2 separate regions of the Homo sapiens genome follow, and region 1 is linked to region 2. Evidence: chromatin loops called from intact Hi-C (ENCODE). Cell type or tissue: B cell. All regions are shown on one strand. Links, peaks and the distances in the headings refer to the core of each region. The heading gives the core; the rest is flanking DNA.

Evidence for each region. Hi-C counts contacts between places; a loop is a spot of excess contacts. Peaks named below come from ENCODE experiments on the same cell type or tissue, not always from the same donor. Only the 100,000 strongest peaks of a DNase experiment are listed, where the experiment ranks them.
Region 1: it touches region 2 in a loop (19-fold over the local background); 3 of 110 quality-filtered maps call a loop at or near these places.

Annotation. Positions count from the first base shown.
Region 1 is chrX:39,189,546-39,206,185 of GRCh38, forward strand. It overlaps LOC105373175 (a long non-coding RNA gene), which reads right to left. Exons shown (of 3, transcript XR_007068217.1): 3 at 1-368. Among named protein-coding and RNA genes, the nearest start is that of LINC01281, 130 kb to the right of the region's middle. In B cell, for the core only: no CTCF peak of the experiment used is centred there; DNase peaks (open chromatin) are centred at 6,816 and 7,216; H3K27me3 peaks cover 334 bases.
Region 2 is chrX:39,137,512-39,154,151 of GRCh38, forward strand. No RefSeq gene overlaps it. Among named protein-coding and RNA genes, the nearest start is that of LINC01281, 180 kb to the right of the region's middle. In B cell, for the core only: no CTCF peak of the experiment used is centred there; DNase peaks (open chromatin) are centred at 6,980 and 7,650; H3K4me3 peaks cover 953 bases; H3K27ac peaks cover 2,320 bases.

The DNA of each region.
Region 1 (16,640 bases), core at 2,999-10,998, 52 kb after region 2:
AGTTTTCTAAGGCTCTGTAGTGCACTTCAGATTTGTCTTGGGTGTGGACCATCCAGTGGCCTGTCTGGGATCTGGGCAGTGATCTATGTCTTAGTTCAGTTCTCAAAGTCTTTGGTATGCTAATTAGGATCAGAACCATGCATATGCAGTTTGAGGGTGACTGGAAATAAAATTTCGAGAACTTTTTGGTTGGAGAGTGACACAATGAAGTAGGAGAACATTCTAAAGCAAAGATGTGCTGGCATCTCTAGATAAAACAGAGCCATCCTATGGTGTCAGGAATCTCAGAAATGAGGGTTATTTTATCCCCATTACAGATGCTACACAACTGGTCCATAAGCAGTGATATCAGTGGAGGTCTTTGGCAGCTAAATAGAAAAAGAGAAGAATTAATTATCATATAATACAATCAATCCATAAGTCCTTCCATTCATAGATACCAGATTGGGGTTCTCAAACATCTCTCAGACCACTATTCCATGGCTCCTTTTTTCTCTGTAGCCTAGGTAAACTTGAAAATAAGTGTCACCTTACTGTCATCTGAAGATAATTTTGCATGTTTCGATCTGGCTGTTTTTGTTTTCAAGGAAAAAAAAAACACACTGAAGGGATTTTCTTAAGAAATTATCTTAACCATTTAATGTTGAAGCAACCTAGGTCTGAGTTCTTGGTCCTTCCATTCTCAATCACCAATCACAATTTTAGTGATTCAATCTAGTCTCATTACCTTAAACAGAATACATACACTAATATCTCCCACATTTTTACCTCTAGCCCAGTCTTCCCCCTTTGACTCCAGAATTGCACATCCAAATCAAAACTCAACACTTCACTTGAATACATGCTAGGTACATGAAAATTAAAATGTTCCAAATTGCAGTCACCCTGCTTCTGCCCTTGTAATGTAGTCTATTCTTGGCACATCAGCCAGAGTGATCCTTTAAAACCTAAGCTCAAGTAAATCCCTTTGCTCAGAACCCTCCATCTCACTCAGACTGAAGACCCAAGTCTTATAATGGCCTACCGAGACCTTCACAATCTGGCCTCGCTAGTTTCATCTCATACTTCTAGTCTCCCTTGCTCATTTGGTTCTGGCCACATTGGCCTCTTTGCTGTTCCCCTAATACCCCAGAATATTCCTACTTCATGGCCTTTGCACTGGCCATCTTGCTCCTTGGGACTGTCTTTCCAGCTATTCATAAAGCAGGCTCCCTCACCTGTTTTCTTTTTAGTGAGACTTTCCATGACCACCTAACCTAAATCTGCAACCTCGTCTTTGCCTTTCTCTGCATTACTTTTCTCCTACCATATTATCTAACATATTATATAATGTACTTACTCATTAATTCTCTAGAATATGAACTCCATGAGGGCAAGTGTTTCGGTTTTTTTTTCCTCTGTCATGTTTCCTGCTGTATGATCAGGGCCTGACACATACTAGATGCTTGATAAATATATGTTAAAAGAATGAGTAAAAGTATTCCCTGGGCCTGCTTTAACCATAGGCTATAGAAGACAGAGGTTTTCGTGTTTTATTGAGTGCTTCCAAATGTGGACTACAAAAAGTTCCTGAGTATTTTTACAAGAGCAAATTCGATGTCATTGATGGTGTAAGATCTTCTGCAAGAAATCAGTGGCTTAGACACCTGCTGTTACTGCATCCTCCTAGAATTGAGTATCAGAAATGCCAAAAGCGTGAGGTTCTGCACAGATTGACTCTTTGCAAGGTGTTGGAAACAGGTACCAAATTAGAAACTGAGAGCTTTGTACTTGGATTGATTCACAGGTTTCAGCATTTCAACTTCCCAAGTGCTGCTAGTTTCTGAAATATCTTGCAAATGGCCGCCCCAGCTCTTGCTGGTGTGTGCACGTGCACACACAGGCACACTCACGTGCTTTCCTACACCAGGTGCTGCTCCAACAAAACTCAATCCTCATCCCAGCTTAAGTCTGGAGGGCTGAGATGATTGTTTTAAGGAGGCTGTTGCCAGGACAGAATTTTCCAAGCTTCCCAGTTCCCAAGGGAATGAGGTGTGTCTGATGTTGTCCACAGTTCCCTCCCACATCTGACAGCACAGAAATATTTCACTGCATCGTGGTGGTTTAAACAAGCATGACAAGATTGTGATTTCAAACCTGTATAAGTCACAGACACCTGAGCAATTGTGGCTTCTCTGCCATCTTACTGGCAGACAAGGTTAAGTACCTGGTGATTCTTCAGTCTCAGAACTGGACCTCAGCCCTTTCTTCTCATCCACAATATGAGATTGGCCTGTATTTCCTTCTGAAACCTTTCCCTTTTTCACCATGTCCCTGTGTCCCCAGGAATCTAGCCCCAAAAGGCTGCAGAGCTCTGTGAAAGAAACTGTCTGCTGGATTTGTAACACAGAATGGTTATTTGAGGTGCTTTGTTTCTTATGTATCTGTGTTAAATGAGTTGTAGACACTATTGTAGAAGTAGAACCTGAGGAAAATTCGAGCCCTTTTTCTGTAAAACATACCTAAGACTCACTATAGTGAATATAGTTTTATGGATACCAGAGACTACTGGAGCCCCAGGTTAAAAATATCACATCTACGGTGTCAATGACCTATCTTCTAATTGGTTTTATAGATGTATAATTAACATACAACAAAATGTACCCATTTTAAGTGTATAGTTTGATGACAATTGTATACACCCATGCAACCACTACCTCACCAAGATATAGAAAATTTCCATCTCCCTAGAAAATTCCCTGTGCTCCTTTCCAGTCGAAACCTCCTCCTCCCCCCACCAAAACAACCACTATTCTGACCTCTATCACCATAGATAAGTTTTGCCTGTTCTACAACTTCCTGTAGGTGGAATCCTTCTGTGTCTGGCTCCTTTTGTTAAACATGTTTTTGAAATTCACCCACATTGTTGCATGTGTTGATAGTCTATTATTTTATATTGCTCAAAAATATGGATATACCATCATTGGTTTGTACATTCACCTATTGATGGACATTTGAGTTATTTCCAGGCTTGGAATGTTACAAATAATGCTGTTCTGAGAATTCATCTACAAGTCTTTGTACATATGATTTCTCTTGGGCAAACTCCTAGGAGTGGAATGATAAGCATATGTTTAACTTTTTAAGAAACTACCTAACTTTTCCAAAGTTGTTTTTATCATTTTACATTCCCATTAGCAGTGTAGAGGAGTTCCAGTTGGCTTTTGCATGTCAAAAGAAGGTTCTAGGGAAAAGGCAATGATTAGCTCTCAGGACTGACAATACTGGAAAATTTTAGATGTTAGGGGTGAAAGGGGGGAGCTTCCCAGAGCTCCACAAATCACACCACATGAGATATCTTTCAATTGGTCTCCCTGCTTCCTCCAGGAATTAACTTCCTGATATATATGTGCACAACAGGAAGGGAACCAAGGAAAGGAAGTGGCTTTGAGGAGATCAATTAGGGCAGGGCAGGGTGGAAAGAGCACTGGACTTGTAATGAAAGTCCTGCGTTCAAGTCCTAGTTCTTCCATGGCCCAGGTGGTGATTATGACCCTTAGCCTGTGTCTCATTATTCTCATCTGTGAAATAGGGAATATAAATCCCACCCTACCTGATTCACAAGGTTACAGTGAGTCTTAGCCCTGGCAGAGGAGCCATGTGTACAAGGACTTTATTAAGGGGAAGATTGTAATGGCATTGATGGGGCTGATACAACTGCCCAGATTCTCGAAATCCTAGAGTCTTGGAGTCCAGGCAGAGAGGCAGAGTGAAGGTATGGATAGCCCCACTTCCTGGGCAGGGGCAAAGTCTCATATAGAAGAGCATCCTGCCCTGCTCTCAACCTAAAGTTTTGGCTGGGAAGCATTAGCAGGGACAATTGCAAGACATCAGAAATTGGATAGCTCGGTGCCACTCTCTGCTGTGTTACCAACAGACAGAGTAAGTCCTTTGAACTTCCCTGGGCTTAAATTTTCTCACTGATAAAATTAAGATGATGATATCTTCCTTTCCATCCCTCTCCGAAAGTTGAAAGATCTCTGTGAGATAGAAGCATTATTGCAAACTGCTGCACTGTTCGTTCCCATGAACAGTGGATGGATGGCTGGGGCTAGGGCTGGAGCTGCCAAAAAAGCCAGGGCTTTGGAGTCTGACACATCCTGGCTCAAGTCCTACTGAAGCCCCAACCCCTTACTTACCATCTCAAGCCTCAGGTACCCTATATGTAAAATGGGGGTAGTGATACCTCTGAGGCTGGAGGATTAAATGAGTCAAAGAATATGGATATAGTCCTAGGCCCCATGATGGGAAGAGTGAAGCTTCTCAGTAAATGAGATAGTGGTAGGTAAGTAAGAAGGTTAAAATGACATCCACTGGCCATGAGCCTGTGACCTTGACAAATGTTATGTTACTTATCCTCTTACATCTGGTGGGATCACAAGGAAGCACACTGTGAGATGGAGGTGGACATGGAGATGTGAGTGCAAGAGGTTTATTGAGGAGTGCCCTTGGAATCAGCAACAGTGGGTGAGTGAAGAAGGCAGGGCTGGGTCAAGGAAGGAGTTGAGCTACTGCGGTGTGGTCACAAAGGAGACCTCAGTTGAATCTCTGGGACCTCTGGAGCTGGGGTAGCCTCACTGAGTTGTCCAGCATCCAAGTGAGGCAATGAGCCTTTATACCCCTGCATAACCCTGTCACTGAATGTGGGTTGCCCCCAAGAAGGGGTGTGACCTTAAGGATGTTTTCTGAAGGGACAGTCAATGTGAACTGTCCTCATGCCAACACTCCCAGAAGCTGGGGGAATAAGTGCCTCGGTCCTGAAGGGACATCTGCATCCACTAAACCTCCCTGTACCTCAGTTTCCTCATCTATAAAATGTGGATAATCATAGTGCCTACATTACTGGTTTAGATCAGGATTAAAAGAGTTAATTCGTAGAACGTCCTTAAAACAGTGGCTGCTGCATACTATTTGTAGTGCTAGGATTTTAGAAAACATCCAATAAATCTTTTTCAAATGAATAAATAGATGAATGAGCTCTTTCAACCCTGTCCAGAATAAAAAACAAATGTCATGTTTGCTCATTTTGGGGAAAAAAGCCCACTAGCCAGGTGACAAAGCATTTGGCTGGAAAGCAGAGAATTCAATATATTTTAAACCATGGGACTCCTGTGCAGAGGAAATTTAAATCTCCTTTTCAAAACATTTGCTGCACCTGAGGGTCCAGTATTCCCCATGTGCGCATTGCCAGAGTCCTTTACCCTCAGTGTGTTGAGCTGCAGTATGGGGATTTGACAGCTGAAGACAGCTCAGCAGGGTGCAGGAAAGCAGACATTTAATGTGCTTTGACAATACAAAGGGTTATATAAACGACCCAGTTTCTGTAATTTTGCTGTAACTGTCATGAGAATTGCTATAGACAGATACGGAGAAGGCCCTGTTTATGCACTTAAACTTTAAAAGGTTTAACCACTAAACACAGTCTCTTTCTCTTCCCCTCCCCTCCTCACAATCCTGCATTTAAATTGCATGGAGGTGGGGGTGCAGGGCCAGGGGATGGCAGTTGAAATAATGGGTTGCCTTTATCCGCCCAGCTTCTGGATCAGCGCCCCACTTTCTGACTCCTGGGCCAAGCACCTGCCCCTGGCCAGCCTTCTCTGGAAGATTTCCTTCCCTACCTGCTCGCGACAAGATGCTGAGAGGGGGAGGGATGGCAGGAAGTGAAATGCACTGGCTCTGAGCTTACGGCTTTTGCCCAATTTAAATCTGGTTCCCATCCCAGTGTTCAGAGCACGTTGCTGTTTGATTCTTGCCATCACGTCTTAGAAGACTTTGCCCAAGGTGGGGGTGGGGATAGTTCTAAAGCCAGACAGGCAGGAGGCAGGAGGGTTTATGCAGGCAGATACCACAGGCTTCCAAGCTAAGTGCCTTAGCAGGGAGAGCTCCCGGCTGCTGCTGACATTTCTCAGACAGGAGATCAATAAGTGGGCAGAGCTTGAAAAGCAAATCATGCTTCGACCTGCCCTGGGGAACCCTCAGCAACTGTCTTGGTAGAGAAGGTGTCCCAGAGGAGGCCAGGAAAGACAGGGGGACGCAGAGAGCCTTGATATTCTGAGATGGGGGCAGGGAAATCGAGACTGCCCAAGGAGATGAAAGGGGCAGATGCTGCCATCCTCCCTACTCCCATCCTCCCTCCACAGTTCTTGCTGAGTGTGTTAAGACCCCTGACTTCTGCCTCCTAGGTAAAACCAGACATTTGGAGGTGGATCTGCAGCTGATGTAGCATTTACAGTCCAAATGAGCTTGGCTTGAGCATGGAAAGCTGCTCCAGCTGAGAGACCCTCTATCTGTGGTTGAGCCCCTCCTACTCTCTGTCCAACCAGCACCCAGGAGGAGTTTAAATATTTCTCCACACTCCAATCACATGGTCAAGAAAATTTTCTAAAGCAGATAGTCATGCACTCACACACACAAAGTGGACCCCACAGAACTGGAAGTAGGTACAAAACTTGGTTCTGATCTGGTAAACCTGGTCCACTGCAATAATTTAAACTCTCTTTTGGAAATTCAGTCTCCTTGACTTTAAATTGTCCCTGTCTTAGTACGTTTCGTGTTGCTATAAAGGAATACCTACCACTGGGTAATTTATAAAGACAAAAAGTTTTTATTTGGCTCACAATTCCGATGTCTGGAAAAGTTCAAGATCAGGTATCTGGTGAGAGCCTCAAGCTGCCTCCACTCATGGTGGAAGGCAAAGGGGAGCTGATGGGTTCAGAGATCACATGGTGAAACAGAAAGCAAGAGAGTGAGGAAGGAGACGCTGAGCTCTTTTAACAAACAGCTCTCAAGGGAATTAATAGTTAGAACTCACTCACTCTTTCCAGAATGGCACCAAGCCATTCACGAGGGATCCACCCCCATCCAACACCTCCCATTAGGCGCCACCTCCAACACTGAGGATCAAGTTTCAGCATGAGGTTTGAAGGGGACAAATATTCAAACCAGAGCAGTCTCTCTCTCCAGTTTGCTTTCCTTTACTTGATCCTCTCCAAGATGGTACCTGGATATGGGGTGGGAACATGCTACATCCTTCTGGTGGTGGAGGAAGGGGATCTATCAGTGTTATCATTCCAATTCCTGGGCGCTTCATGTCTCCACCACAACAGATGTCCCACAACGCTGACAACTGCTGAAGTCTGTGGTTAGTGAACCTGTGGTTTCCTCTTTGCTGACTCAGTCCGTACTCAGCCCTTGCTGCTATTGAATGTCCCCTGAGACATGGTCATGACCTCTATTCAATCTCCCATTCAGGTGGCCCAATCCACTCACTTGACTCTAGAATTTTTTCCTTTTTTGAGCTCTTCTGCCTGTGTCTTGCCAACATCTCTGTTCCCCTAGGGGCCTTTGAGCATTTCTGGCATCTTTTGTGTGCCAAATGGAGCCCAGGATAGCTCAGGAATGCTAACTCGACTTGCTCTCTGCCTCACCAGTAGCTACTTGAGGTTACTGCGGGTACACAGCGCTAGGCTGGCTCCTCCTGGAGTCCCAGACAGAGAGTAAAATGACTGCACTTCTGCCATTGGCTTTTCCTTCACTCCAATTAGACAACTCCCCTCTCTGAAACTTTCATCCAGACAGAGCTAGAAGGAGCAGGATTTTCTGGTCTAGTTGAAGCTTCACTCATGCCATATATACTGTCTTCCTGATCCAAGCTTCCTCATGGTTTAGCCTTCATGGCAGAGGCTGGATGGAGAAAGAAATGGTTTCTCTTCTCAGTTTGGGTTCTTTTGAAAGCAAAGCATGACACAAAGTCCTGGGTGAAGGTAGCTTATTTCAAAGGTAATCCCAGTGAAGAAGTAAAGTGAATGAATGGAGAAAAAAGAAGGGATTAAGACACAGTAGGAACAAATATCAATATAATGGAGGGCAACAGGGACTGATTTCCCAGGAAAGCATATAGAATGCCTTGTAGAATTGTCCACTGGAAGGGCAGGAGGTTGGGGCATTTATTCACTAGCCACTGTCTGACCCTGGTGAGGATTGTCCCTGAGGATGTTAACTTTCTCCCATTTCTGAGCTACACAAGCACATGACCTGGGCAAACTTTCACATAAGTAATGAAGGTTCAGGGGCAGAAAGAAGACAGACGCTTGGCTTAAGGTAAGTCTGCCCATTGCAGCTGAGGCTGAAACTGGAGGTGGGCCAAGGGGGTGATGAAGGTCTCTAGAAGTGTCTGATATACTTCCCCAAAGGAAATTTAAATGAGGAGGAATTATTTAGACCATATTACTGTATGCCTTAAATATTTGGTCTAATCTCCTTGTTTTAATGGGAGAAAACTGAGGCTCTACAAAGTCCTGATTCACCCAACATCAAAATAGTCAAACCCTGAGCCATATCTACAACTTGAGTGCTGGAGATTCAGGTCAGAGCTCTTTTTACTGTATCATACAAATCCATTCAGCCAACAATAGAATCTTTATTAACTATCCATGATGTTCATAGGATTGTGAAGTATAACGATAGTTCCTGCTTTCAGGGAAGTTGTAATCTAGATGACAGAAGTTTGTTCCCCAGTCATTATATGTACTTCTTAGAAAGGTATTGGCTTAGGTATCCTCTATTCGATCAGCTAGTACTCCAGAAACATAAGGAAGAGACCAAAGGGCACCCAAAATACAGAGTGCTTATGAGAAATATGCACTCAGAAAGTTATAACTGGATATTAATCTGAGCTAGGAAGGTGTAGCAGGCAGTCTCTAAGAGTCTTGTTCCCAAGATCCCTGCCTCGTAGTATTCATCCCTGCCCTTGTGAAATAGTCTCCTCTTTGAGTATAGGCTGGACCTAGTGACTCACTTGTAATGGATAGATTATGGCAGAAGTGATGAGATGTCTCTTGCAAGATTAGGTTATAAAAAGACCATGGCTTCGGTTCTGGGTGCTTTCTCTCATACTCTGTTGTGTTGTTGGCTCTGGAGGTGGCCAGCTACCATGTCATGAGACAACCCACTAAAGAGGTCCATGTGAGTGAACTTGAAAACACATCCTCTGTGGAGAAATAGGAACACTTTTACACTGTTGGTGGGACTGTAAACTAGTTCAACCCTTGTGGAAGTCAGTGTGGCGATTCCTCAGGGATCTAGAACTAGAAATACCATTTGACCCAGCCATCCCATTACTGGGTATATACCCAGAGGACTATAAATCATGCTGCTATAAAGACACATGCACACGTATGTTTATTGCGGCACTATTCACTATAGCAAAGACTTGGAACCAACCCAAATGTCCAACAATGATAGACTGGATTAAGAAAATGTGGCACATATACACCATGGAATACTATGCAGCCATAAAAAATGATGAGCTCATGTCCTTTGTAGGGACATGGATGAAATTGGAAATCATCATTCTCAGTAAACTATCGCAAGGACAAAAAACCAAACACCACATGTTCTCACTCATAGATGGGAATTGAACAATGAGAACACATGGACACAGGAAGGAGAACATCACACTCTGGGGACTGTTGTGGGGTGGGGGGAGGGGGGAGGGATAGCATTAGGAGATATACCTAATGCTAAATGACGAGTTAATGGGTGCAGCACACCAACATGGCACATGTATACATATGTAACTAACCTGCACATTGTGCACATGTACCCTAAAACTTAAAGTGTAATAATAATAATAAAAAAAAGAAAACACATCCTCCCCAGATCGAGTCTTGAGATGAGACTACAGCCCCAGTGATACCTTAATTGCAGCCTCATGAGAGACACTGAGCCAGAGGACCCAGCTAAGCCATACCCAGATTTCTGATCATACAATACTGTGAGATAATTTTTTGTTGTTTTTTATTGCTAAGTTTTGGAGTGATTTTTTATACAGCAATAGGTAATTGATACAGAAAGCACTGCATTAGATGTTGGCAATGAAAGTATGAGTAAAATGCATGGACTTATAAGCAAGTAACAGAAATCTATGCAAACTACCTTAAGCAGAAAGGAGCATGTATTAGAAGGATTTGTGGTTGTTTCCCAGAAATCAAGGGCAGGAAGGGCAACAGTACTCATGAAGACTGGAGGCAGAACTTAAGATCTGTTGAGAACTAGGTAGTGAGTCACTTTTTTCCTGACTTCCTCTGTTTATGAGGCCATTAAATATTTTATGATGGCCTCCTTCTGTCTCAATGACAGACATTTTCTATTTCTCCTTATACATGGGAAAAATCCAACACCCTAGGGGATCTTACATGTTGTGACAGTTAACTTTGCATGTCAACTTGACTGGGCTAAAGTATGCCCAGGTAACTGGTGAAACAGTTATTTCTGGTTGTGTCTGAGAGGGTATTTCTGGAAGAGATTAATATTTTAATCAGTAGACCAAGTAAAGATCTGCCCTTGCCAATATGGGCAGGCATCATCCAATCCATTGAAGGCTAAAATAGAACAAAAATGCAGAGGAAGAGCAAATTTGCTGTCTCTTGTTGAGTTGGGACATCCATCTTCTACTGACCTTTGACATTGGTGTTCCAGGTTCTCAAACTTTCGGACTTGGATGGAGACTTACACACCATTGGTTCTCCAGTTCTCAGCCTTTTGGACTTGGACTGGAACTATACCATTGGCTTTCCTGGGCATTCAACTTGCAGATTACAGATCATGGGACTTCTCAGCCCTCCAAATCATATAAGCCAATGAGTCATAACAAATCTCCTTCTTCTTTCTTTCTTTCTTTCTTTCTTTCTTTCTTTCTTTCTTTCTTTCTTTCTTTCTTTCTTCTTTCTTTCTTTCTCTCTTTCCTTGTTTTTCTTTCTTTCTTTCTCTTTCTTTCTTTCTCTTTCTTTCTTTCCTTCTTTCTTTCTCTCTCTCTCTCTATATATATATATCAGATCATGGGACTTCTCAGCCCCCCAAATCATACATATACATACACACACACATATATATATAGTTCTGTTTTTCCAGAGATCCCTGACTGATACATGTGTTTTTGCCATTTGTGTATAACAGATATTTACTTAAGTTGCTGTGACCAAATTCCCAATTCCTGAAAGAGAACATCAATAGGCACATCTTAGGTCAGTTGTACTTTTATGGTCCCTTTAAGAGAGGAAGCAAATGGGGTTATGGAGCTGGCTGTCCACTCAGAAGGGACTTTTTTGAGAAGAAGATATGGCAAATGCAGGCAAAGTAACCAAGAAGTTTCTTGAAGTGCCCTCAAGAAGCTTGCTATTTATTTGACTTTGCTGAGAAGAAAGGAATCTGGAATTTAGTGCATTTTACTGGCACATTCTTAGCTGGAGGACTGGGAGTAGACTAGAGAGAGCTGTGCACTGAGGCCTAGCTGAGTGTCTTCTTGAAAACCCCTAATCTTTGCTAGGCTTCAGGTTCCTCACCTATGAGATAAGCAATTGGACCTCGGGTGAGCTCTACTGGCTCTCCTACCTTCAAAATTCTGTGACTCTAAGGGAATGAGAAAGCAGAGGTGACATCTCCAGATGTCCTCATGGAAATGTGGTGCCTATCATTGTGTGACCAGATAGTCAAGGTCTCCAGCATGTGCTGGAGGTGCTCAGGGCTGTGAGATCCCTGGCCAACACTAAGATCAGTAGTATTGATCTTGAGGACAATCAAACCACGATGCCCCAACTTTTAGAAAAAAGAATGTATTTGTGGGCAAAGATTCAGATACACTGAACTTTAGAAGCTCTCAGTGGCCTTGAGCCTTATACAGTTGAAGGCTACCTGGAGAATTTACAAGGCGGAACATTTTAAAAATAGAAAAACCAATTTTATCCCCAAGGCTGTGCTGTCTTCTTGCAGAAGGTTGTTGGGATGAACACAGTTGCTTTTCGAATAATGGGCTGGGGCGCACCCACATGTGATATTGGTCTCATGCACCCACCTTCCCACTTCCTCTTACACACACACACATGCACACACCATCTCCTGAGAGTCTTAATCTCAATAATCTCTCTTCAGGCTTTCTCTCAGCCACTCAGAGTTCAGCCTGCTACTGACATCACCATATCCGGAGAGAAGCACCAATCAGCCTGCTTCTTGCCTTGTGTTATTTGCATGTCACCACCTTATTCCAGTGTTGGTGGAGATTTTGGTTTTTGTTTTATTAATTTCAATGTAGAAACACTTTCCTCCCCTTGGCATTTCTAATAGCTGGAAGGAGAAATGGGTGGAAATAATTACCTCTGCTCATTTCATGCCTGAACTAGAAGAATGTGTGACTCAGGTCTGGAATCTGATAAGGAGGTGCCTTTCTAGGAAACAAAACTTACACAAGGAATACCAATTTAACGTGGCAGACACATTCTTGCTTTGCTTTCCTCTCCTTTTTTCCCCCTTTCACAAAGAGAAGCAGTGTGTGTGCTAAGGAGCTGAGAATCCAGCTACGTCTTTGTGGTAGCGGGAAGCCACCTCCTTCACCAGTGAGGATGGATTAGTTAATGCCTGTTAAATGCTTTGAAATGAAATGTCTTCTGTACCCAAATACTCAATCTGATTATAGCCCTAGGTCTGATATCACAGGAGGGAAATGTAGTTCCTGACTGACACCATAGCTGTCAAAGTGGGCCTTTTTGGTGGAAGCTGTGATTGCTGCTTCCTTCCTGATCAAAGGACAACACCTTGGAAAGGGAAAATGGCACTAGTGCCTTACCCAGTTGTGAGAGACGGGAAGGGAGTGGGGTGCACAGAGAGAAAGAGAGAGATGGAGCAAAAATCTTGAGAGGAGGGAGGCAGGGGATTGGGTAAGGAGCAGAGTGGGAGAGAGGGAGAGAGAATTCCAATTATTATCAGGATCAGAGAGCTGTAGCTTACCCTTACATTTCTGTGAAACCCACTGAAAACAAATGCAGTCTTGGAAAAGATAAGGTTTACCCTAACAACAACAACAACAACAACAAAAAGCTGCTTTTCCAAGTTAAGGTGTCAGGGATTGTTTTACTTGGCTTTGCTTTATCTGTTTGCTTATTTGGTTAGTGGGTTGCTTGGTTGGCAGCATTTTGCTATTTTAGTGTAAAATCCAACAAATATGAGTCTTTGTATTTTGCCAAGGTAGATCTTTCTTTTTGCCTTGAAATATGGCCTGATCATTTGCCCCAGTTGCAGGAAGATTCGAGACTTCCTCACATTAAATGACAGGTCCAGCCTGCCTGGACCTTCTTGGATTCTGATCCTGTCTTTGTCTGCCTTGGAGATACCTGCACTCAGGTGGTCATTCCAGCTGCCCTCTAGTTGCAGGCAGCTGAGGCTTGCTCTTATCCAGTGGTCATGCTGAGCCTGCTAAGTTAAATTACCTTCTTTATCTGTGGGGAAGAGGACACAAGGCAACTCAGAGATAGAAAAGATAATGGGCAATGACAAGAGAGGGTTCTTGTCAGGGAAAATCTGACAAAAAGAAGGTAGAAGTACTGCTGAGTCTGTGAGTTATCCACCCTGGAGGCTGTCAAAGCCCATGCCAGTGGAGGCTTACCCAGAATGAGCTGCAGGATCACTCATTCATTCATTCACTCTTTTTTCTTTCTCTTTCTCTCTCCTTTCTCTTCTTTCTTTCCTTACTTCCTTTCATTTTTTTCTTTCTTTCTTCCCCATTTCTTATAGTATACATTTATCCATTCACCTGCATTCATTAATGATAACATTTATTGATTCTGCATTTATTATATGTCTATTCTTTCAACAAACATGTATTAAGTATCTCCTATGTACTAAGTACTATTCTAGGTTCCAGTCTTACAATGATAAATAAAATAAGGATTCTGACTTAAAGAAATCAAGCTCATACCCAAACAACCGTATTACAAATTAAACATAATACTTGTCCTAATAAAGTTCCTCCAGTGGGGTTTCTGGGTGCTCAAAGTGGAGGGGTTATGTCCAGCTACAGAGATCTCAGAAACTTTTGCAGAGGAGGTAATATGAGCGGGGCCTGAAGAGATAGAAGGAATTTTCCTACATAGTCATAGGTGATTGACAAGAAATATAACTGTCAGTAGGTCCAGCTCAAAGAAGGGCACGGGGATAAGGCTTGCTGGATCAATGCCAGGAATTAGATGACTGGAGCACAGGGTAGAGCAAGCAGGGGCAGGAGATGGGTCCAAAGTCTAGAGAGCCCTAGGGTGCTGTGCCACTTTCCTTTCTAACATCGCTGCCACATCCAATATTAAGGGCCTCCTTCTGGGACTTCAGAAGGGGCTCCAAAGGCCACAGATAAAACATGGTCACTTGAGAGAAGCAGGAGGGAAGGCTGCCTGGGTGGTGGGTGAATGTCCTGGAGTCTTTTCTCATTAGCAGTTCAGCCTAGATGAGTTGATCACATTTACTAATTTTAGTAAAAGTATTATGTATCCTAGCCCAAGCTTGTATAGCAAAATGAATAAGAGTAGTGAGTTTGGATTTTGGGTTTCATAGACCAATACAATTTTTTTAAAATTAGGGGGGTGGCCATAAGTATGTCAACTTTTAGTTTTGACCAGAAAGAATATACTCAAAATTTGTCAATTCACTATCACCATCTGTGGCAAAGGCTGCAAATTGCCTACCAAGTACCCATTCTCTCCTTCTTCTTGACAAACAGAATGCTATTTTATTTGGGGAAGCAATATGTCCAAATCAAAACCACATTTTCCAGCCTCTGAGTGGAACATCTGGGAAAGCTCTTAAAGAGGGCTGACCAGTTGGCATGGGTCTTTTTCCCTCCTCTCTTGTTCTTTCTTCCGATTTAAAATTACCATCTTTGCAGGACCATAGCTGGTCCTCCAAAGCTCTCTTAGTGTTTGTGATTCTCTCCGTTGATGCCCACCCCATATTTGACCCCTTGTGGGTGTATGAGGGAAGTGATCATGTTGACATCTGACCCCTCAACCTTCTCTCTCTTTCTGAGGCTCCTCCTTCTACCATCGCAAGAGCTTTTGTTTGCTCCTGCTGTCTGGGAGTAACTGCCATTGAATCATGACCTTCTCATTTCATAGCGAGAACTATGCCTTTCATATAAGTTAATGTTCAGCCAAGACAGCCTAAAGTACTCCAGGTGTTTCAAAACAGAGGAAACTGAATACAAAGAACAGGTTTCAAATGTGTTGGATGGGCAGTAGGAAGAGATGTATAGTGGCAATCATGACACTCCATCCAGAACCACCTTCAAGGAAGAACCTGCTGTCTCAGCTGCTGGGAGTGCTGTGGGCAAGCAGCCTCCAGCTGTCAGCCTCTTCAGGACCTGCCTCAGCTGCAGACAATACCTTGCGCAAGGCCACACCCTCCTGGAGTGCCATTTTGGCCCACTGCTGGATTACTGATGGGCCCTATACACTCCGGATATCTCTGTGGGAGTCTCCAAAGTTTTACCAGAACTGCATCACAGTTTGACTCTCCATCTGCCCAATTCTGCTTTCTCCAACTCCTTACCACATTTGATAATTCTTAATAAATATCCTGCATGCCAGACTTTATCTTGGTGTCAGCTTCCAGAGAACCCAACCTATGACATGAGGTAACCCAGAGATTAGTAACTAACTGCAGGAAGTCACAGACACCTCTATACTGGAACAACAGAGTTCGGGGCCTGGAGTCCAGGTCCTGCTCACCACTGATGTGGCTGGAACATTTGACATGGCTAGAACAGAACCATTACTGAAACTCCAGAGGCCCCTCTGACTCACCAAAGTCACTGGAGCCTGGAGCCACCCACTGCTGACAAAGATGCCACCAGACATAGAAAAAAGAAAAATGTCTTTTTATCTCCCTCTCACTTTCCCAGTACCCATCACTTCTTCCCATTAGAATAAACTGACTGGAAGCCAACTGACAAATAAACCTGGATAACTGTTTTTGTAGGTTTCCAATCCTGAGTGAAACAGAGCAGGGCATGAAGGGCAAGAGTGGAACTGAGAGAGAAGAGGAAAATGACTGGCAATATACCCCAGCCTTAAGTCCCCACCTTATGGCAGAAGAACCGAGGGGAAGGGGGAAGGATGAGCATTCAGATGAGACCCCAGGCCTGGCTGACACCTTGATAGCAGCCTCATGAAGGACTGAAGCAAAGGATCGAGCTAAGCCACACCCAGATTCCTGCCCCCCTACCCCTAGACACGGTGTGATAATAAATGTGTGTTGCCTGAAGCTGCTAAGTTTGTGGTAATTTGTTGCACAGCAATAGATGAGTAATACAGTGAGTGATTAACAAAGTGGGATGAGGGAAGCCCAGGAAAGCATTTTAGAGAAAACGGGAGACAAAGAATAATGTTTCTATAGGTAGCAAAAGAAGAAAGAATATCTGAGCAGAGAGAACAACAATTGCTTAGGAATATGAAAATGCATAGTGTATTCCAAAATTTACAAACAGTTTGGTGTTGCTAGACTTCAAAATGTTGGGGTACGTGGCAAGAAATTAAGCCAAGAAGTCATGAAAGCAAGACCAGTGGTTCTCAAATTTGGCTATTCATTAGAATGTATCAGGGAGCTTTATACATAAGGATGCCTGGCCCCGACCCCAAGAGATTTTACTGTAATAAGCGTGAAGTGCTGTGTTGACATAGGGATTTTGAAAAACTCTCCAGGTGGCAATGGAAGGAGTGGCATGAAACGGGTGAGGTACTTGCCTCAGGTACAAAATTTAAGGGGACACCAAAAGAAACAACTCA
Region 2 (16,640 bases), core at 2,824-10,823:
ATAGAACAGATGGTCTTATAGGAAGAGGAAGAGAGAAAGAGTGAGCGTGAGAGCCCTCTCTCTTTAAGTGCATGAACCAAGGAAAGGCCATGTGAAAACTCAGAGAGAAGGCAGCGATCTACAAGCCAGAAAGAGAGCTCTCACCAGAATCTGACCATGCTGGCACGCTGTTCTGGATGTCCAGCCTCTAGAACCATGAGAAAAGTAATTTCTGTTATTTAAGCCACCCAGTCTACAGTATTCTGTTATGGCAGTTCATGCCAAGACAAATATTATTTTCCCTCTTAAGACAGCCATTGCCAATGTTTATTGTGTGCCAACAAAATAAGTCCTCATTTTAAGGTAGCAAAGCAGCTAGTTAAATTGTCATCCCCTGGATCTTCAGATACAGGCAATATGCCTACTTACACTGGAACTATTTTGCATAGTAGGAAAATATTAGAAGTGTGGAATGTTGGAACTACTTCTTGTAGCTTTTCCTCAAGGTCCTACGAGAAAGCCTGTTCCATCTGGAAGCAAATAGGGAGTAGCTTATACCTCTACTAAGAGAGACTCTTCCTAATGAGACTATAACTACCCAATGGCTTCTCCTTGCCCACTGCCTAGACAGAGCTGATTTGTCAAGACAGGAGGATTGCAATAGAAAAGAGTTTAATTCACGCAGAGCTGGCTATAAACGAGACCAGAGTTTCATTATTACTCAAATCAGTCTCCCAGAAGACTCAAGGATCAGAGTTTTTAAGGATAATTTGGTGGGTAGCAGGCCAGTAAATCAGGAGTGCTGATTGATTGGCTCGGGGATGAAATCATAGGGAGTCAAAGCTGTCCTCTTATGCTGAGTCATTTCCTGGGTGGGGGCCACAGGACTGGTTGGCAGGTCCAGGTGCGGCCATCTGGTTGTCAGAAATGCAGAAACCTGAAAAGACATCTCAAAAGGCCAACCTTAGATTCTACAATAGTGATGTTATCTTCAAGAGTAATTGGAGAAGTTGCAAATCTTATGACCTCTAGAATAATGGCTGGTAATTATTTATTAATAGAATCCAAGCCCCTTTCATCCTTACTTGGTGGCCTTCCATTAGTTTTACAAGAGCAGTTTCCTTTTTGGGAAGGGCTATGATCTAAACTATAAATTTCTCCCAAAGTTAGCTTGGCCCACACCCAGGAATGAGCAAAGACAGCCAACCTGTGAGGCAAGAGACAAGATGGAGTCAACCATGTCAGATTTATCTCACTGTTATAATTTCCTCAGTAATAATTTTTCCAAAGGTGGTTTCATGGCTAGCAACCTCAAATATATGAGAAACATGACTCAGAGTCTTGATGGGACTGAAAAAGTCCTACTTTATGCCCCAACCTAAAGTTAGAGTTCACCAAGGCAGGGAGGAGGGAAAGGTAGTGAGGGATAAAATCAGTCCCAAGAAAGATCTGTGGAAAATCAGAATCCCTTGGCTGCTTCCAAATATCTCCAGATGAGTACTCTTTGCCTGACAAAGGAAATAATTATCCTCATTGTAGTAAACCATTTGCTCAAATTGAACAGGAGCTTTGAATTTGGAAGCAAGGGACAAATTACTTGGGCTTCACAACTAGCCTGTTGTTTTTTATTGCCCAAATGCAGGGGCCAAAATAGAACTGTTAAACTAAGAATAAAGGGTTACCTGCTACACACTGAGACCAATTATGAATAAAAGGAAGTTATAAGGCCAGGGTCTAGGTTCAAGCATTATAACTCAACAAGACCTCCATGTTTGATTAGAGCCACTCCTAGGTGCAGGATCCCTGTGTAAGTATTTTTTTGAAGGGGCAAGGGTTATCTATATGAACAATTTAATTTTTAAAATGTGCTACCAAACTGGTGGGCTTATGTGAGGTATACTGATTTATCGATGAAAATTCAGAATGATGGGATTAGAAGAGGTACTTACATATTTGTTTACTATTCAATCAGTGCTTGTGAAGATTCTTCATAGTATCCTGGCACCGTCTTTTCCTGTTCAGGTCCAGGAACTATCTCTTTGTGTTCTTTATTGCCAAATGTGTCATTCCTGTATAATTTCTTATCACTCACTGCAAGAAAAAGGTAGCAATGCTGTTATTACTCACAATGCCATGGCTCTTTGGAACCTGTTTATATTGTAACTCTATAGATCTTCTTGCCTCTTCAGTTCCCTCATACCACATATTCCATTTATTCAGAGCTGGATACTTTATCCATGTTGCCACGTCATCCGTAGTGCCACCCATGAACACTGGCTTCCAATGACTCTCTCAAAGGTCATCAACTGTGCTTTGTTGATGATGATAACAAATGTAAGTCTTAGTGAGTATGCAAGAAAATGCAAATAAGTTGCTTTGTGGTCTTGCCAAAATTACTGTTTAAGCTGGGTGCAGTGGCTCATGCCTGTAATCCCAGCACTTTGGGAGGCCAAGGCAGGCAGATCACTTGAGGTCAGAAGTTCGAGACCAGCCTGGTCAACATGGTGAAACCCCATCTTTACTAAAAATGTAAAATATTAGCTGGGCATGGTGGTATGCACCTGGGATCCTAGCTACTTGGGAGGCTGAGGCATGAGAATCACTTGAACCTGGGAGGTGGAGGTTGCGGTGAGCCGAGATTGCACCACTGCACTCCAGCCTAGGCGACAGAGCAAGACTCTGGCACACACACAAACAGACACACACACACACACACACACAATATTGTTTAGAATGTTATAGTTTATAGAACAACTCATATTCCACTCATGTCTCTCCTTGATCTCTTTAGGCTGTCATCATTGTATTTCTAGAATGTAATCTCTTTCAATGATGACCTCCACTCTTGCCTTGCACACATCACCACCAATAGGGAGGCAGATAGGTGAGGAACCCATGGACAGATAGAGTAGAGCAGTATCATTTGGGTAAGGAATGTCCATCTTTGTCCTGCATAGCTTGAGACCAGTCCAAAAGAGCACGATGTTACATTGATTGGAGGCAAGAAAGGACATCAATTAGGAGGGTCTATTCACATTATGGAGCAATAGTCTAGGAAGCCCTTGGAGGAGATAGGCATGCTCACCCCTGGGGGACCAGTGATGTGAAGCCCAAGGAGGAGGTGGGGTGACCATTCTGTGTGCCAGCTGTGGGAGGCACACAGCACAAATGTAGCATTGTAGTTCAGGACAAGGATAGATGATAACCGACATGTGGCTGGCACTCATGGCACATGGCTTGCACTCAAGCCCTTTGGCAATGAACCGTTGTTAACCCAGAGTCCTGAAATCACCCAGTGTCCTATGTAAATGAGAGTTAGTCACAGTCAGTGTGTCAGCACCATTCTGGCAGCCCAGTCTCTGTGATCCTGCAAAAGAAATACTGTGCTGGCCCACAGAAAGCATCAGCTCACCAGACTGCCCTCTGGAACCAGTCCCAGGGCAATCCTATAGACAAGAGCCTCAGATTTTCTCAGAGGATCCGATCAACCCCTCTCAGGGGATTGAGGGAAGATGTCAATCATTGGAGAGTGACCCAACGAGGTAAAATAGGGACCAGGGCTCTTATAGGTCCTCATCTGGACTCAGGAAGCTCCATCTAGGTAGAAAGCACTGCCAGCCCTGGTCCCAAACACTGAAAGGAGACATAGAAAATATTGAGGTAGGTGCTTCCAATGACCAGGACCCATATGGGACCAGGCTGGGGAGAGGGGAGGCCATGCCCAGATGGTCCTGTGGGCTAGTTCAAGCCTCAAAGGGGTATTTAGAAGAATTTTTAGGAAGGAATTCCAAAATACAGAGCCCTTTTGGGCACAAAGATTGGAACAAGGGTCCTGCTTGCCTGGGTCTAAGGCCCACACTGGCTTTGATTACTAACCAGTTCTCTTGTTGAGAAATCTAATGACTAGGCTCTAAGTGAGATTTTTACTACATTGCTAAAGTATCTCCCAAAGTTTGGGAATCAGGTGTCTATGACAGTTCAGTTCCTAGGCCATCCACAGGCCCAATGCTGTGTGGACAGGCACTGGGCTGCTAAATGGATGCACCATCTAGAACAGAATTGTTTCTTGCACATTCCTTAGGGAAGTACATGCAAGACCAATGGTCAAAAGAAATTCTCCCAAAGGGTACATCTCTGAATAAGTTGTGCTCTCACTCCACAGAGCATGGAGTCTTGCTGACTGCCTCTGAAAGGTATACAGCACAGACTTTGATCCAAAATCCCTTGTATTTTATTTTCCTTTCTCCTCTTCCCAAAACAAAGAAGCTTTATATTGTAGTTTCCTTATTTTCCTTCACCACTCTATATGGGGAATATTTTAGGTGGTTAAATGTACCATCTGGATTTGGAGTTTTCTTCATTTTCACTAATATCTAACTAAAATTGAGCATTTCTTTCAAATATCATTGCAGGCAAGAGGCTGAGGTGGTATTAGCAGTACTGGTCACCAGTGAATTGCAGATATTTTTATATCATGTGAGACTTGTGGTAGATATCTCATAATGCCATTCATGGTCATCACTTTTGAAATTGTAGTATTACTGGATTTACTACTAGATCTTGCTATTTAATGCATCAATCAAGAAGTACATACATCTCTATATCATGAATTTGTTTTATAATGTTTTGCGAAATATATTTCAAGCATATTTTATTTTCTTCGATTAAATACATGATTCTGAAAAGGGATCCATAGGCATCACTAGACTACCAAGTAGTTTATGGTACAGAAAGTTTAAGAAACCCTGATGTAGATGGAGGTAACTGGGCTATAAAGACCTACATTCATATCTGCCCCCAGAAACAGTAATCTAAGACTTGGATTTGAACTTAGTATCTGGAAAAGACTTTGGCTTCTCTCCCTCTAGGAGGGGAGTAAATACACATTTATTGTATGTGGGACTGATGTATTAAATGGGGTGGGGACATTTTTAAAGTAATGTATATGAATTCTGGGTAGCCAAAAGATAGAATGTAGTGGGTATCTCTGTTAGTCCTACTTTCTGAGACTCTTTCCCTCTTTCCTCTGAAAATGTAATTCCTTTTTCCTTTGGGGAACTAAGGTTTAGTTGGGTCTAATGACATTCCATCTCCTCCCCTCTGACCCCTGTGTAAAGGGTGAAGAGGTGAGCTAGGCTTGCCCAGTCAGATTAATTTATCCCCCTGGCCAGAATCATCAGTTCAGAGCACAGCACATGTCCCCAAACAGACCTCTCAGAACAGACCTTCCCTGAGATATTCTTGCTGAAATAATCTGAGATTTTCTTGGAGATGATGAGTTATACAAAGAGACTGGAGGTGCTTTAAGCAATTTCCCAGCTCAGGGATGAAGCTGTTTTCAGTAGGAGAGAATGAGGGCAAGGAAAAGAAAGCAAGGACAAGCTAAGAAAGGGGCCAAAGAAACATAACCACATTAAATTCAGTTCCTTGAATAAATAAGTCCCGCTCAGTTTGCGTTTTTGCTAGTTTAAAATGAGTCTCTGTCACTTGCAAGCAGAAGATTCCAGACTCATACATTCAGGGAAAAAGAGAGAGAGAGAATTTGTGTGCATGCGTGTGGGTGTCCTATTCCAGCAGGGATTGAGAATGATTAAGAATTGGATTTCTATATATTTGGTAGTGACATGTTTATTGTTTTTATTTTTGTTTTTTTTTTTATAGTTGAAGAAATGAACACACAGCAATCATATAATCCTCCCAATGTTATACAGATAGAAAGTGACAGACCCAGGATTTGATCTATTTTATTCTCAAGCCCATATTGTATGTGAACTCAAACGAGATAATGGGATAAGAAAAACAGCCTTGAGCACTTGGGTTCCCCAGACTTATCTGGTGTTTGGTCTGGTGGGTTGGAAGGATGGGTGGACAAAGCATAGCAAGAAATCCCCTTTCTCGGGGATTCCTCCAGCAACAAAGGCTCTTCTTCCTTTCGGACTTTCTCCCTGTAGCCTAGTGCTGGAGGCCTGATCTTACAGCATCATGCAATGTGATGTCTAAGGGCTTTGGAAGTCTAGGCTCTGTCACCTTTTTGGTCATGCTTTCAAAACTTGAAATCCCATTCTCTAGTTACTCGCTGTATCATTTCAGCCTTAAGTCAATGAATGCTGCTGATTGAAATGGATGATTCCTTTTGAAATATGGGGATTCCTTTCATTTTTCCTTTCTTCCTTTCTCCCTTTTTTCTCTCTCCTTTCCTTCCCCTCCTTCCTTCCCTCCTTCCCTTGCACCTACCCTCCCTCCATCTGCTCGTCCTTCCTTCCTTCCTCCCTCCCTCCTTCCCTCCCTCCCTCCCTTCCTTCCTTCCTCCTTTTCAAACTGTGTACTTATTTACTTTTTCATTATGTTTTATCAGATATCTCTCTGTGTTTGCAGTGGGAGCATGGTCCTTGTTAGCTCAGTCCACCAAGTTATTGAAACATCACATATCTCTCCCACTCCAGCCTTCCACCCCTATTCTTGTTGATTCAGTCATACTGCCTTCATCCTCACTTTAAGGAAACCTGAATCATGAGGGTTATAGGTGCAATATCAGTGATGAGTTTGGAGAAGAGGGATTCTGTGGCCTGGGACTGCCTTAGGATAGATTCTGATCCAGAGATGGCGAGTCTGGTCCTGCCTCTCTCCTGAGAGGCACTGCACACATCAGCTGAATCCTTTCTGTTATGAGAAACTCTAATTAATGCATGTGCTGATTTGTTCTTCCCTGCTGAGGATGTTGGATTAATGATTACTGGGTGCCACATATGTTATCTCTTATGTATCTTTAATAAAAATAACAATGGCTACAAGTTACAGTAGCTTTACTGTGTTCAGCAGCCCTGTGCTGTCTTCCATATTCATTCTTTCATTTATCCCTCCCCCACCCTACGAAGTCACTATTGAGCATTATTTGCTTCACTGTACAGAGGAAGGAACTGATGCTCAAAGAATTTCAGTAAATTTCTCAAGGTCACGCTGCTAGAAAGAGGTAAGGTGGGTTGCACACCAAGGCTTGTTTGATTTCATAGCACTTAACCACTTGCCATCGTGCTGTTAGGTTTTAATGTTAAGGGGAAGTGAGAAATTTAATAATAGAACTTGGGCAAGGTAGCAATAAAAATGAGGTAGTGCTGTTGCATCACTCTTACAACTACCCTTCTTGCAATCCCCTTGCCTTTACATTTCAGAGGTGCTTGGAATGCTGATGGAGTTGAATCAGCAAGAGGGCCTGACTGAGAAGGCAGAGGATTTCTGACTCCACAGTTGGCCTTGCCAAGTTGGAGGTGCCCTTCCTGCCTCAACATCCACCAACTAACTACCAGAGAGCTTTGGGGTGTGATGTAGAGGGGAAGAAGGGGAAAGGTGTGGTGTGGAGAGGGGATGGAGTGGGATGAGGTGGAAACCCTGGCTGGTCTTGAGGGCTAGAAACCAACGAGCTCTGTGACCTTGGGGATGTTCCTTAACCTCTCTGGGCTTACTCCTGCTTTGTACCACAGCGAGTTTAAGCTATGTTTGCTGCTAGTTCAGGCAGTCCATGATGACATGATTTTTAGGAGGAGAAAACAGAGACAGATGTGCTGGAAGACACAGGCTCAGAAAGTTTCCGAGCCAGCCAGTCCCACATGAATGCCTACCACTCCAACGTTGTGTCAGTTCCCCTTTGGCTTTCTGACACTGCCTCGTGTCACCATATGGTTCCTGTTAACTGTTAGTGATCAACAGTCAGCTGCATCTAGAGCTTAGCTCCAACATGGGGGGGAGGAGTTTTGGTTCAGGAGTCAGACTGCCTGGGCTCATGTTCTCACGTCGTTGCTTACTTTCTGTGCGTTAGTTTCCTCATCTGTGAAAAAGGGAGAAATAATGGTGCTTTTCTCATGGGGTTCTCTGAGGACTGAAGGATATATTCATGTAAAATGATCTACCTGCTTCATTTGGTGCCAGGTACATGGGCCTACTCCTTCAATGTTAGTAATTACTAGCAGCAATTCAATCAGCAAACATTTGCAAGTCGTCTTCTAAAGCAAACCCCACAGGTAAGTGCTGTAAGGGACACAGAGAGGCATAGCCATGCCCCTTGATCCAGAGCTACATGTTGTGATCACCAGATACAAATGCTGAGGCAGAGTTCTGGGTATGAGATGTCTGTGGGGGATCAACACCTGTGAAAAGAAGGGGGAGAAATAAAAACTCTGCAAAGAAGGACCTGGAACTGTGTGTGATGCAGACCCAACGAAGCCTCCGCCAGTCAGGCAAACTCTGGAACAAAGACTGTCCTCAGAGGGTACAACACCAGACCAAAATGGCCAGGTTTCTACAGCCCTGCCTTGCTCACTAAACCAGACATGGGCCACCCCAGAAAGGACATGACAAGGCCAGTCTCAGCGTTTAGGCAGACTCTGAAGGGGCTGACAACTGGAAGCTGTCTGCAGAGCTGGACATCAAGTCCTTCCTTGAAGGGGGATCTAGGCAACACAATTGAATGCCCACCACACTCAAGGAGTTTATAAATAGTCAAAGGAATAGGCAGAGGACTAAAACAGATCACAGACTGTCCCTGGAAAAGTTTCCAGAGCTTGGCTGAGCTGAGAGGTTATTTGCCCAGGGCTGCCAAAGACAAACTTGTGACAGGGAGAACACAGGTTCTTGTAGAGAATGGGTGGGAAAGCATTAGATCTGTGCCCATGCTACACCAGAGATGGCAGATTGAAGGTCTACCTAGAGAAGTTAAGCCCAGGGTTAGAAACCTGGGAGATGGGGGCCTGGAAGAAGAAAAAGCCAGGACACACATTTTATACATGATTTTATGAATTTGGGTTAATTGAGTGGCAGGCATGAAACTTCCAAAACATGAGCACGTGTCCTGCCCAAGGTGAAGGCCGTGGGTGGGTGCCTGCTGCATGGCACAGTGGAGAACCTGAAGTCCTAAGGGCTGGACAGAAGCCTGATTAAAGACCCAACTAAACAGGTGTTAGGGGGGAGGAACCAAAAACACTATATGGCTCTTGTAAAATGCGAGTAAGTAAAAGTGAATCTAGATTCTCAAACCAGAGGAAAATTAATAAAAATGGCTCCATACCCTCTCTGATTCCCAATGTGTCTCATTCAGTGTGTCTCACTCGTGTCTCCTCAATGTGTTTGTCTAGCACAGTTCTTCATCTATTGTCTTTGCACCACGGTCTTGACCACCATGATGATCTCAACATATTAAAAAGGCTTACTTTGAGGGAATGTGCTGAGTGTAGGTGGTGGCTTCCCATTTTGGCCCTCAAAAATTTGGAGATGCAGCCTGGAGGCATGTTGGGGAGAGCCTGGAATGCCCAGACAAAAAGGATACACTTACTTCAGCCAGAATTTTCAAGTCACTGAAAACTTTGTAATCGGGGGAGGGATGGAGAAATTCGACCTGGGCAGGATCCATTTGCCAGCAGTGTCCAAGGTATTCTGGAACAGTGGGAGGTAGAAGGTAGACACCTAATACTGAGGGCTGGCTGTATTAGTCTGGGAGGAGAAGGAAAGGGTCCTAAGCTAGGAGGGTGGCAGTAGGGAAGAATGCTTGGGTAGTAGAGACAATGCAAGATACCCATGTTTCTGAATTTGGTGTCAAAGAAAATGGTGGGTCTTTCTAAAGGCAACAGAGGGGTCTGGAGGAAGAGCTGGCTTATGGGGAGGTGGGGTAAAGGTAATTAGAGAGAGAGAGAGAATAGGAGCAGAGCATTTCTTTTGCTTATGAGATGCTAATGGGAGGAAAACTTAGGATTTTGTATGCAAACTCTAGGCTGGGTTGCCAGAAGCAGACCCTAGGATGAGGATTTGCAAGCAAGTGAATGGTGAAGAAGCCCTCCCAGGGGAGACCTGCAAAGAAGGAGGGGAAGTAGGGAAAGAGAAAGGAAGAAGCTGGGCAAGGGCACACTCAGGTGAGTTGCAGCCTTAGCCCAATCTGCAGGGGAGTTCTGGAGGGTAAATTGTGCCTCAGAATTGCCCCACTATGGGTAAAAGAGCTAGGTTTCATGCATCTGCCTCCAGCAGTCAATGACGGAGAGTCACCCAGGTACTTCCAGTTCCCTGCAAATGCGTGCAAAGTGGCTCCCTACTTTTAGTCTGGGGGCTGTCCTCCCGAAGCAGAGCATAGGTGCTAGGTGTTTGAAGTAAGAGCACAGTGAAGGGGGCAGAGTACGCAAAGGATCAACAGGGATCCAAGGGGGTCTGAGTGGAGCACTAACACTATCTGCTATTACAATCAACGCTGTCTTGAGAAAGAAGAGTGGCTTGCCAGTGAATGTTCTGGCCTGGCTGGTCCTTGCTCTCCTCCAACCATCTGCTACTTCAGTGAATAGGGTTTGGGAGCCTGGGTCGATGTGTTTGCAGACTTCATGTTAGATTCACCTTTTGCCATGAAGAAGGGGAAGCCAGAAAGTGTTTCTCCATGTGGAGCACCCAGTGGGCTAGATTGTGCCCTGGCAGTTGGCACATCCCTGAGGCTCTGATTTGGGGGGCGGGGAGCCTGTAGAGGGCTCTGAGTTTCAGCCCATTATTATTTTCAGTGCTGTGGTTTCTGAGACAGCCATTAGTGCATTGGCCCTCTGGCAGCCCTCTCTAAGGTGGCCACTTGTCAGCAGTCAGGAGTACAGCCCTTGCCCACTTGCTGATACTCTCAGCCTATTAGACCTCCTGGAAGATGCAGGAAGTGGAGGACACAGGTGTGCTGCAGTCACATGTGAATTGCTTTGACTTAGAGTACACTGGGCCTGAACCTGAAAGTGGGAAGGGGTGGAGAGGATGCCTTTTCCTTCCTTGTAAATACATCAATAAATAAATAAGAATGAAAGCAATGGGAATGCAAAGAGAGACTAAAGAGCTGCCTCAGACCTACTGGGTCACCATCCCACCCATTTGGGCCTGTGCCTATGCCCTGAGTGTCGGGTAAAGTTTCAGGCCAGGACTTCAGACAAGCCAGCGAATGAAAGGTTAACTCCTGCATAAAGACGATATTCAGGATCCCACTCCAGCCTCTGGCTGGCTTCTATTCTAATGGGTCCATGCCTATGGCATACCAGTTGTTAAACATATTTTGCATCTCAGGCCTGTGTATATCCACTCCTTACCCCCATCACCCCTCTTCTATCACCTCAGCTGATCCCTACACACTTAACTCTCAGGAAGGGAAAGAAGTAGGCCTGATTTTGCCCTCAGCTTCCAAGAAGCAGACAAGAAAACAGTAGATATCCAAGAGTTGGCTGTCTTGTCCCCAAAGCCTAGATACCATCCCTTTGTTTCTCTTCCTGTCAGAGAGCAGTGAACTGTGTGCTTTTAAGCTGCCCATCTAGGGACTACCTTGCTTTCACTGGGGCTAGTCTGGAGCAAGATTGTCAAGGTGGCACCTTCTTCCAGTGTGGACCACCCCACTATCTCTCAGCCAGCCCCCCTATGCCTTCCCACTTTCAGGTTTTTCTGAGGTTTGGCATCCTTCCAATCACACAGGAATTCAGCTGATAAATGAATTCATACTCAAAAGTTATTGACTTAATTTGTCACCTCCGTCCAGGAGCTATTTGCACTGAAAAGAGATCCACCAGGGAGAGGGCAATGTTTAACTTCAAAGAATGCCTTCCTAATGGTGGGGTTTCAGGCAGTGTGGCCTTCGGGCAGCTCCTTCAGATCACCATGGAGGTGACCTTTCTCTCAGCAAATTCATGCTGCAGGAACTTCCCATTTTCAGTGTGCACCAAAATGACCTGAGGTGCTTGTGAAAGACTGCAGATTCCTGGACCCTAGAGATTTAAATCCCAGGATGGGAACCTGTACTTTAATCCACTCATCACTTTCTGATGAAAGTGATCCACAGACCATATTTTGAAAAAACTACTCTGCTATCGTATTAGTTAGCTTGGGCTAACATAACGAAATACCACAGTCTGGGTGGTTGAAACAGAGAAATGCATTTTCCCACAGTTCTGGAAGCTAAAAGTCCAAAATCAAGGTGTCAGCAGGTTTGATTCCACCTGAGGCCTCTCTCCTTGGCTTGCAGATGGCCACCTTCTCCCTGTGTCCCCACATGGTCTTTCCTCTGTGCATGCACACCCCTGGTGTCTCTCTGTGTGTCCAAATCCTCTCCTCTTATAAGGACACCTCTTGCCAACCTTGGATTAAGCCAACCATAACGGCCTCATATGAATTTAATTACCTCTTTAAAAAAGACCCTATCTGCAAATACAGTCACATTCTGAGGTACAAGTACTGGGGGTTAGGGTTTCAGCATATGAAGCTTAGGGGTACACAATATACAATTCTGCCCATAACAGGAATGTAGAAATAAAAATAAATGAGGCATTTATGAAGGGGCAGTAGGAACTGCCAAGTTCTCGCCTCTTTTCAGTAACTGCAAGAGAGAAACTATACCCAAGTTGAAAGAGATTGTGCAAAAAGCACTGGGGATCAGTCAGCTAGGGAGAGGTACAGCGCCCCCTGTTGGCACGCTGGCCTCTGTTTAGGAAACCACCTTGGCTCACCCTCTAAATTGCCTTTCCTGTTGTTATTCTTCCCTAGGTTTAGAAACACTTTCTTCTTTCAGCTTCATGAGAGAGAACAGTCTTTGGCACTGGCACCAGAGTGGCCGCCCGAGGCAGCCCTTGCCTCCGCCTTCGAGGATGTTTCTTTCCCCAGAAAAAAGCGAAGACCCTTCAACCTCCCCATTCATCATCACTACGGGCAATCTAATTACAGCCTTGTCTTAATGAGGAACTCATTTACAATTGAGACTTCTTCCTTATGAAAATGTAACATCTTGAACTATGTTTTTATGGCCCCTTTTTACAAAAATAAGAAAGGAAATTAATTAATTTCCTTGTACACAGGAAAGACTCATGAGGTCTTGCCGGTTGTGCGCAGAAAGGATGTGCGCTCTCTTTCTCTCTCACTCTCTCTTTCTCTCTCTCTCTCTCTCTCTCTCTCTGGGCCTCCTGCTGTGTGACAGTGAAATGCTAAAATGATTTTGGCAGGAGAATATTCTCAAAGGCTGTTTTTATTTCAGCAGCAGAAGAGTATCTCAGAACGCAGGCTGCACCTCTGCCCTGTGGGGCTGTTTCTAATTGCATGAGGTGAGCTGCAGAAGTCCTTCCCCCAGCCGGATGGGGAGAAAGTGGTAAGAAACCTAAGGAAGATAATCGTGTCTGCCACACTCAGCGCTCGCCACTTAAAGGAATTAACTTGTTGGAATGAAATATTTCTATGGATGCAGAAAACTATGCATTAGAATAATGAGACTAACCCCTTCTTACGCATTGCAATCACTGGGGTTTGTTTCTTCCCTCTCTAATCATAACATGCTATCTTCCTCCTTGCTCACACCTCTGTAGGCAAGACTGGCTGCGAATACTTTAGATTATCACCTTCTCATTTTCAGTGTGAAATAATTGCCCAAGGATGGAAACTGACAAACAAGAATGTGGATTTCAGAAAGCAGCCCTTTTGTTATTTAGGATAGCCAAACTAAAATGGAGACAGGTAGATTGTGTGCCATCAACTTCCCCCATCCTCACACTTCCCCCTTTAGAAAAAGCTTTGTGCTTTTGCAGACCTGGATTGATTTGAAACTTGAAAGGCAGTTGAGATACTGATGTGTTTAATTAAAAACCTATGCTATACAGCAGCATAAAGGTATGAGGCTCTGGGGATAAGCCTCATGGCTTTCCCTCTTGGTGCCACCATGTACTGGCTGTGTGACCTTTGGCAAATTATTGAACCTCTCTGTGCTTCAGTATTTTCCTCTATAAAACAGGACAATGATAATTATGCTTTATAGGATGGTGAGGTTTAAATGAGTCAATACATGCCAAGTGCTTAGAAAAATGATTAACATATAGTACACATTCCCTAAATACCAGTTATTCTTATTTATGCTCTTGGAAAGGAGAGAGAGGCTGCCTTCCTTCTCTCTTTCAGGAATATTAAGCATTGTGCTCCTGCCCTCAGGGAGCTTTAGTTTAGTGCCTGTGCCAGTTGTGTAAACAACTCATTATAAGACGCATTTAAATAAATTCTGAGTAAGGATAATAGCAACATGGTATGGGTGTCCTAAGAGGAGACACGCTTAATTGTGGATTGTGGACCACAACATGAAGGAGGTGGCATTTGAGCTGGACCTTGGTGGAATAAACAGCCTCTGTAAGCAGAGAACAAAAGAAAGGTGTTCCAGGCTGTGGGAGAAGCAAGGACACAGGCGAAGGGAGGAGAGAGTGCCTGACGTCTTTAGAGAAAGGCAAGGATGCCTGTGACATGGATGGTAGTTGGAGGCCTCCTCTGTCCTGCAACAACCTAGCATCTTGATTTTTATTTTCAGGTAAAAGAACTGCAAATGATATTGGAGTAATTAAGTGTTCTCCATAATTTTTTTCCCTGAAACATTTGAAAAAATTTTTAGTGATGAGCAAAGTCCTATAGTTACCAACTACAATTTGGCAGAAACCCCCCACCACCCACTCCCACACACACACATTTCTGTCCATACAGGTCACTTATTACACCCAGAGAAATCTTTGTAGTCACCACAAAAGTGCAGCTACCTCTGGGGTATGATGCAGCTGCTATTTAACTGTCACGTAACATGACAATCTAGTGTCCTATTAGAGCTAAAATTTAATTGTGAAGACGGGTACCATATTTAACTGCAATCCTGGGGGGAATTTAGGTTGACAGGCTGTAATTACCCAAACTGGAACCTGGCCAGGACACACCTACTCTTTGCCAAAAGAGCTATGGGGGTTTTAACCGCCATAGGCCTTGGGAAGCCAGCAGTTCTGTAGGGTGGTGAAGCAGCACTTGCAGCCCCACAGCGCCCCCTAACAAAGCTCCGGGCAAGTGCAGGCTGTCCGGGGAGCAGGCCTTTTCTGACCCTCCAAACGTGCAGTTTCCCCCCAAATCCCCTCTCTGCCCCCACCTGGCTCCAATCCATCAGGGGTTATCAGAAACTTTCCATTTAAGGTTGTGTGACTGTGGTCCTGCAGTCAGGTTCTTGCTGGGTCTTATCTGTGTCTGTCTGTCCTGGGTGTCTCTCCCCAAGTCCTGCTGTTTTTCTCTTATCATGACAGAAATGCTTGTCCTGATAAAATAATTACCCACCAGAGCACAGTGGTTATCATCACCAGCTGCCATTTCTACGTAGAGATCAATTAGAGGCATCTTTTTGCTGGGGAAGTGGTCAGGCCAACTTACTAAAAATCCCATTCGGATTCTTTCTGCAAAATGCATTGTGTTTTGGTCTTCCAATGCAGTTGTTACTAGAAAAAATAAAAATTGAGTCAAGAAGAGGTGGAAATATGGCTTGCCAATGTCACTGAAGCGTTAAAAAGGAGAAAGTTCTGGGCTGCAAGCAGCAGTGTAAATAAATGTGGTGTTAATTTAAGGTTATGGATTTTTAAAAAGACTTGTTTTTTTGTCTTTAGAAGTCTTTGCATTCATATCAGTTAAAAAATGATTTAGACAGAAAATAAATGTTGGAGCAAACTCAAATTATTATGTGCATTTTAAATAAACCTGTGTTTTCTGCTGCAGACATAGCATATGAATAATAACATTAATAATGATCACGATAATTTGTCAGCTGATGATCTTTTCCCTCAGACCTTCCAGGCTGTTGGTTCCTGGCCCTGCTATTTAACTTAGCCAACCTGTTCTTCATGAGGGGAGCTGATGATAATAGCCCTCACTTCCTCTGCAGGGTGAAAAGGTGGAAAAGCCCAAGGTTATATTCCCAGATTGTTCTAATTAACTGTGTGACCTTGGGCAGGTTGCTTCACTTCTCTGGCCAGCTATCAAAGAATGGAATGCTTTCTAAAGGGAATCGGCAGAAATGTAACGTGTAAAATCAAAGCAATATGGTAATGTCACCTGGGAAGATTTTTCCCCCTTTTTAGGATACAAGTGGTAAAAAAAAGAAGCAGACTCAAAAAGCAATTATTGGTCAAGGCACAGGAGGAAGTCAGATTAAGACTAATTTTTAGAAACAGGTGGGATGGTTTTCTGCTCAGTTTCTAAGGAAATACACACATTCATACACACATAGGTATACTTTGGTCAGTGGGAAATCTGCTTAAAATGCTCACTTTTTTTTCTTCCCTGAAAAAAGATTTTCAGTGTTCTACAAAGGCAACAAACACGACATCAAAATATTATTATCTATTTAATTCTCCTAATAGCATAATACGTCTAGATACTACCAACGTAACAATAATATACTAGGTTGAGAGATCAAAGAGTTTAATATCAGAAATTTCACATGATTCAAACTAATGATGTATATATAGTATATACGTAAGGTGTATATATATATATCTTTTGATATATAATAATACAGTCCAGAAAACTATAATTCTTCTATGCTTTTATTTCTCTAACAAATCTTAGGAAAAAATTGGTAAACTCTTCATATTCCCATTCTAATAGTTAGCATGAGATAACGTAACACTTATTAACAGAAGACACTTTGGAATCTCAGGTTACATTTCTAAACATGGGTCAGGCCCTGATTTGTCCCTGTAAAAATATAACCAGAAGTTGGCATGTGGGAAGGTCACTTAGAGGCACTGGTGGGGTTGTTGGCTCCCACCAAAGGGGAAGGGTACCCTGAGCACTTGGTGAGGGTGATCCCAGTGGAGATTAGCTCAGTGAGGCCTCTCTGCACAGCT